Linked DNA regions of Homo sapiens: region 1 is linked to region 2. Evidence: chromatin contacts called from ENCODE Hi-C data. All regions are on one chromosome and are shown on one strand. Each heading gives the region's core, a stretch centred on a gene start or an enhancer-like site at or near the end of the contact. The rest is flanking DNA. Distances are from core to core; before and after follow the strand shown. Region 1 holds the start of HOXD10 (homeobox D10). Region 2 holds the start of GAD1 (glutamate decarboxylase 1).

Region 1 (2,915 bases), core at 58-2,557, 5.3 Mb before region 2:
AGGCAGTAAGCCCTGTTTCCCAACTCAAGCACCAACCAGCCCAGCCATCTCTTTCCCCTCACCACCCCCAAGCTCGCAGGATGCGGGGTGCATACACTTGAACACGAACACGGTGCCCTGGATCACCTTAACATGATCATTGGGCTCAAGGCAAAACTGGAACTGCAAATCTGAGCAGGAGAAAAGAGGCTCTGTGGTCGTGTTTATGAGCCGCAGGTCTCCTTTGCGCTCTTTTGTTGTGTTCAGGTCTAGCTCAGGAAAAATAAAACCGGCAAGCTTTTCCTCTGCCCGGGCGCCATCAGCGTGGGGCCAGGACTGGCGGAGAGGGCCAGGGCAGCAGGGGAGAAGCGGGGACTATCTCAGGGCTGAGATCACCCCTCTAAAACCAGGCGGAGCAGCACCTGCCAAGTCGGGCTCCGGCTCGGCGCTGGGCACCCCGGCACTCCCTCTCTGCCGGGTTCCCGGGCTGCGCGCCCCGCTGGGGTGGCAACTCTGCTCATACCGACCTTTGCTTTCCTTCTCCTGCACTTCGGGACTGGACACGGAGACCTCAGCCAGGCAGCTCCTCTCTTCGGGAAGGCCGCCTTTGGCCTCGGGGCTCTCCACCTGGGAGACTTTGGTGGGCTCCTGGCCGCTCACGGGCTCGTTCATCTTCTTTTCCATCTGCAGCTGGGCAGCGGAGAGCTGCGGCTTGGCCGCGCCACGAGGGTTGAGCTGGAGCATGACAGTGGAGCTGCCTTCGGGGCTATTATTGTACTCTTGGGTTTTCCCGGTGGCGTAGGTCTGACTCAGTCTAAAATATCCAGGGACGGGAACCTCAGGGTTCTCAACGGGACAAGACTCAGGGACCAGCCTCTGGTACGAAGGGACCTCGGCCGAAATGAGTTTGTTGCGCTTATCAGAATACATGCAGCAATTGGATTCTTCCTTAATGTTGGTGGTGAAGGAGCAAGTGGGGACTTGCTGTGTAACAGGTTGCTCTATTCGACAAGATCTGTTCGGATCTGTCCAACTGTCTACTTGAGGTATATAAGGATGCACATTCATACCCATATTTTGGTGGTTCACTTCTCTTTTGGCCAGAGACGGGAGCAGTCCACAGGTTTGCATTCCATAGGTCCCCATGTCTGCGCTAGGTGGTGGCATGTACATGCTGGCGCTGCTGGAATAAAAACTGTCACTCCTGCAGGCACTGATCAAGGAATCTACTAAAAAAGTATTAGCAGCAGGAGAGCTGTTGGGAAAGGACATTTTGGGGAAGAATTTGAAGAAGAGAGATTGTGTCCTTTGTAGGCTGACATCTCTAGGAAAACATTCCCCGTGTAATTGTGGATGCCTCTGCCGACCACATGACAACCAAGCCAATGAGATTTGAAAATGGCCTTGAGCCGCAGCCTCCTCTCGGGTCACGTGCTCCAGAGCCTGGCCGGCCGGCCGGGTAAGCACGGACAACAGCGACATCTACTACGCGCCCGCGATAGTGCGCGCTGGAGACAACCGGCCCAGCGCTCTCCGCCGCCCTCCTGTCCGCCTCTCCAGGGCTCGCTCGGCCAGCCCGCCCCACTCGCGTCCCCCGCTTCGGCCCCTGGGCCCAACCGGCGGAAGGAAAGTCTCAGCTCTAGGGGCCTCCAAGTGGACACGCACGGACGGGGAGGGAAGCCAGAGTGCCCTGGCGCCAGCGCACAGAAGCATTCCCCCCACACACAACCAGGCAGAACGCGCTTAAGAGGGCCGGGTCCAGGACAAGCGGGTGGGGGCGCAGGCTGGTTAATTTAGTCCCGGGCAGCCCAGCGGGAAGGTGAGTCGGATTCCGCGGGCCCTGAGACATCCCACCCCAGGGGTCCAAAGGAAAGATCCCTTGGGGCTAAGAAGCGGCCAAGGTGTCTCTAGGAGGGCGGAGGCAAAAAGGGCCGCGAGGGCCGGGAGGCCAAGCAGCTGGCCGGGCCCGGATCCCCATGGATGGGTTGGTCCCTGCGTTGTCCTCCCGCTCGGTCCTCCTGCCTGGCTCCGGGTTCCTATGCGCCCCGGAGGGCTACACGAGGCTTCGGCTCTCAGAGGAACCACACCCTGACCTCTGCGGGGCCGGACCTCTGGGAGCTTTCAGCCCAGAGACAATTCTTTGCCAGCAGTTCACTATCCGCGAAAGCGTCCCTCGGGCTCCCTGTAGGAGAACTAAACAGAGGTTTCTCTCCCCACACCCTGATAATGGAGGGCAAACAGGAAGGAAGAAAGGAAAAAATAATTTAAGAAAAGGGGAAACTCTGACCCTCAGAATCCAGAAGTTTTAGAAAACTGACTGGGCCAAGAAGGACAGAGAGAAATGCAAAGGTGTCATTTTGGTTCTTCTGCAAAGAAAAATGTTTTCCTTTTATGGATTTTGTAAAAGCACTGGTTTCTGACAAGTGCAAGGTACAAAAGGTTGTGGAATTTATTAATACATATTAAGAAGAATCAGGGCGATCAATAAAATTCTCATCTACATTCTTGGGCTACTTGGTAATTTTCTTGCTTCTGAAGGTTTTTAAAGAGTTATGCCCGCTGTTGCCACACACGGGAAGATACTTTATTAACAAATCAATCGAGACTTTGTAAAGGATAAGATTAATAGTTAAATTTACCATAATGGCGTTCGCTTTATGAATTATTGAAAATTATACTATTGATTTTTTTCCCTTCGCTGCTAACCAAGAAGGTCATTTTTGTTTTAATACAAATTGTCAAATATTAAAAGCTATACTTTTGTCAGAAGTTGAGTTTTACAGTTTTGGACAATTTCTGAAATTATTTGACAAGGCTTTGCTTGGGTAAGGGAGGGGAAGGAGGTGGGAATCTTAGTTCTCTGTTTCCTTTGGTGAGGGAAACTTCTATGAAGAGGATATGGTCTGGGGTTGTGGTCCGGCTCATTAAAGAACCAC
Region 2 (3,259 bases), core at 241-2,740:
CGCAGGGGTGGGGGCAGCGGAGGAGACGTGCGCGCTAGCTCCGGTACTGGGGCGCAGGGAGCGTAGCCCTGGGCCGCTCTCGAGTCTGGCGGTGCATCGGCGCGACCTGGAGTGAAGCGCCGAGACGAGGCGGGGTCGGGGTCGGGGTGGGGGTCCAAGGCCAGTACAAGACGCAAGGGTGTGGGGGACTAGGCTAGGAGCACAGGGGAGCGCTCAGTGAGCGATTTTCCAGCCGAGCCGCTACAAGCCCCATTGGGCACTCAGCAGCCGGCGTGTGGGCCAGCGGGGGGAGGGCGCACGGGGCGGGCATGTCTGGTTCGGTGTCTGGTTCCCGTTGTTGTGTCTGGCTAATTCCCTGGAAAGAAAGAGGCTAACTGCTCCGGGGACTAGGGACTTTGGTGAGACAAGGTGAGAGGGGGAAAAAGGCCCATATCTTTACGTTCTCCCTCGGACTTGGCCAGAGAAGAACCACAGTCACCTTGCACTCCAGACAGCCAGAAAGCAGCGAGTCGGAATGTTGCTTGCCTCCCTCTTATCCCAGCCGGTTTTTAGCCATCGCTAAGCCTAGGGCGAGGTTTCGGTCCGGTTTCAGCGTTTCTCCTCTACCTAGCCCCCTGAGGACCCCAGATTTCTCGCGGTACAGATCCAGAGAGGGTGGGGTAAGTAAGCATGGGGAACGTCACCGGGGAAACGAACTTGCGCGCAGCGCGCAGGAGGCGGCGGACAAAGATCTTGCGCGGCGCCCCTGCTCGACTCTCGGCGCTGGCGCGATGGCGCCCGAAGGCCCCGGGACAGAGAGATTGCGGGCTAATCTGGGTAGATCGAGGACCCCACAGAGAAGGGCCCACCGGCCATCGCCTCCACACCCTCCCTCCGACCTCACTCCTAGCCCCGCGCGCGCAGTCGCACAGCAACTCGGGCAGCGGGTCGACTACGGCCCCTGGAAAAGTAACAGGTTACCGTTCCTAGTAGCGCCTTCGGCTGCTGCTGCCCAGGCGCCCTTTGGAGGGACAGGCGCTCGCAGCATGGAAGCTCAAGGGAAAATCGCTCTTGCCCCACTTCAACTAGAGCCTCAGCCTCCGTGCTTCCCCGGGGCGTGAATCCGGAGGGCAGGGATAAGAAGAGTGACGAGGGAGGCGGGGGGGGGGGGGTCCCTGCGCAGCGCACCCGTGGAGAGCAGGGACTAGGGCGGGCAGGAAGCACTCATTTCGGGAGGTTGGGTGGCCGGCGCTGGGATGGGGTTGGTTGAGAAGCCGCGGGAGGAGAGGACCTGGCTGAAAAGCCACGGTTGGGCGCTGGGAAGTCCAGGTGGTCGCTAGCTTACCCACCTCGGCTCTGCGACAGCGAGCCGGGCACTCCCGCCTTTCCTCTGCACAGCGCCCAGCGATCCGCTCGGCTCGGCCCTGACAGGCGTAATCTGCCCGGCGTCACCTCCAGCTGCTTCCTCGTTCTCGCTAGTTCCCTCTCGCACGCGAGCGCCAGGAGAAGAGAGAGATTCGGAGAGGCGGCTGCACGGCTCCGGGGTAGGCGGGGGCAGAGTGGGGAGGCGGGGACCGGATCGGCGGGGAAATCACGAGGCCGTTGCTCGCGGGGGCAGCTAGTCGGCGGAGCGGCGGGGCTCCTCTGCAGGTGCCTGACCGCCTCTGGAGCTTTATAGGGCGATTATAAATCCAGCTCACGGTTTTGCGCCCGGAAGGAAAAAAAAAAGGTCTTATGAGTAATCCAGAACGTACTCAACACGCTTTTTTTTTTTCCTTTGGAAATAGGCAGGCTGTCGGGTGAGAGGAGGGAAAAGATAATTCCTACGAAGAATTCTGCCTTTCTGAGCGTTTCTTCTTCCCTCCCCTCCTTTCCCCTCTCCCATTTCCCCTCCCCCTCCCATATATTGTAGGAGACGAGCGGCGGTTTTGCCTCAGTGCTTTTCCCCGGGGTTCCCCCAGATCTGTGACCCTGCGACGCTTCCTTGAGCGAAAGCGCGCTTTGGGTCGTGTCCTCGTTGGCTCTCTACGGAGCTGGGATTGTTGTAACCGCAAAGGAGGCAGAAATGAGGGGAGACCTCTTAGACCATGGAGGAATTACAGTTTCCTCATCCAGCCCTGGGCCCCATCAAAGTACCACACCTGGCCACAGCTACCCAGTGCCACCGGCAGAGAAAAGGACCCCGCGTCCCTTTTGCTATGCGCTCGCTCCTCGCTTTGGCCCCCTTGGTGATGGGAAAAGAAGGCCTCCTGATTAATCACGTTTGAAGGTTGATGACACGCACGAGCGCCGCTGCACGCGCATGGGGCACCCGAGCACAGAGGTGCCCGGAAGGGGCGGACCAGCCCCCCTTGCCCTGGCCCGCTCCCCCTTCGATTTCACGCGCTTTAAGGATTCTCCCTTTGCAATATTTAGGCGTAGTTAAAAGAACCGCTGCGTTGGGAGAAGCCCCTCGCCGTAAAAATGCGTTGAAAGAGAAATTCCCACCAGAGGGCGCCAAGAGCCCAGAGACGGAGAGGCCCTGCGCTCCCGGGTCTCTCCGCCAGCGCCCGAGCGGAGCCCACACCTGGAGCTGCTGGCCAGACGGTTACGCGCCGGCTTGCCTCTTCATGCCTTCCCTCACCGCCCTGTCACTAGTTTAAGTTCTCCCCTTTCTTCTCCCCCAGTTTTTTTCTTTAGGGCAAAAATGTTGATGTCTGTGCGTGTCTGGGTGACACCGTGTAGGCAGTGATTCCTTTACTGGTATTTACCGTGGTCCTCCCCCTCTCCCCAGGTGGTGCAGCACGCAGGGGTTATTTATGCGCACGTCTGGGGCCTCACTGGTTCAGCGGAGGCCCGTCCGTTTTCTTTGAATGCCTTATCGCCTTTCACCACAACACAATGGAAACACACACAAAAATATTATAAATTACCGAGAGTTCCATAAGGGAGATCGAAGGGTCCGCCCTGGGCAGACATGGCCTGATCAGCAAGAGGGATCTCGCTGTGGGGTTTGAAATAATCGCGTTGCCTTTGGTACTAAAGAAACTACTGTTTTGTCGCCTTGTCTCCACCTGACGATGAAATCCCCGGCACTTTTTAAGGACACAAAAAACATCCTAAACGGCGGGGCGCGCGGTGACTGCAGCCCCGGGCACTGAGGCTTGGGGCTGGACAGGCTGGGGGTGTCTGCTCCACGTAGGAAACGTCCCCCCAAACCACTCAACCGGCAGCTGCTCTGCGCTGCTTGAAGTGGGCGGCATACAACCAGGTGAAGCTCGGAATTCCATCCACCGGCCCT

Evidence for each region. A loop is a pair of places that touch in the nucleus more often than their neighbours do. Pooled maps may share reads with other maps.
Region 1: a pooled map shows a loop between it and region 2 (2.7-fold over the local background). The contact joins the promoter of HOXD10 here to the promoter of GAD1 in region 2. A Hi-C loop is called at or near these places in 4 of 50 pooled maps.

Annotation. Positions count from the first base shown.
Region 1 is chr2:176,115,170-176,118,084 of GRCh38, reverse strand. HOXD10 (homeobox D10) reads right to left here and starts at 1,307. Exons shown (of 2, transcript NM_002148.4): 1 at 507-1,307. The coding sequence starts at 1,251. It also overlaps a transcript of HOXD11 not described here. RefSeq lists an enhancer at 1,741-2,413.
Region 2 is chr2:170,815,118-170,818,376 of GRCh38, reverse strand. GAD1 (glutamate decarboxylase 1) reads right to left here and starts at 1,490. Exons shown (of 17, transcript NM_000817.3): 1 at 1,329-1,490. It overlaps GAD1-AS1 (GAD1 antisense RNA 1), which reads left to right. Exons shown (of 4, transcript NR_197761.1): 2 at 462-659; 3 at 1,345-1,523; 4 at 1,892-3,259. RefSeq lists enhancers at 1-99, 1,339-1,508 and a silencer at 1,596-1,675.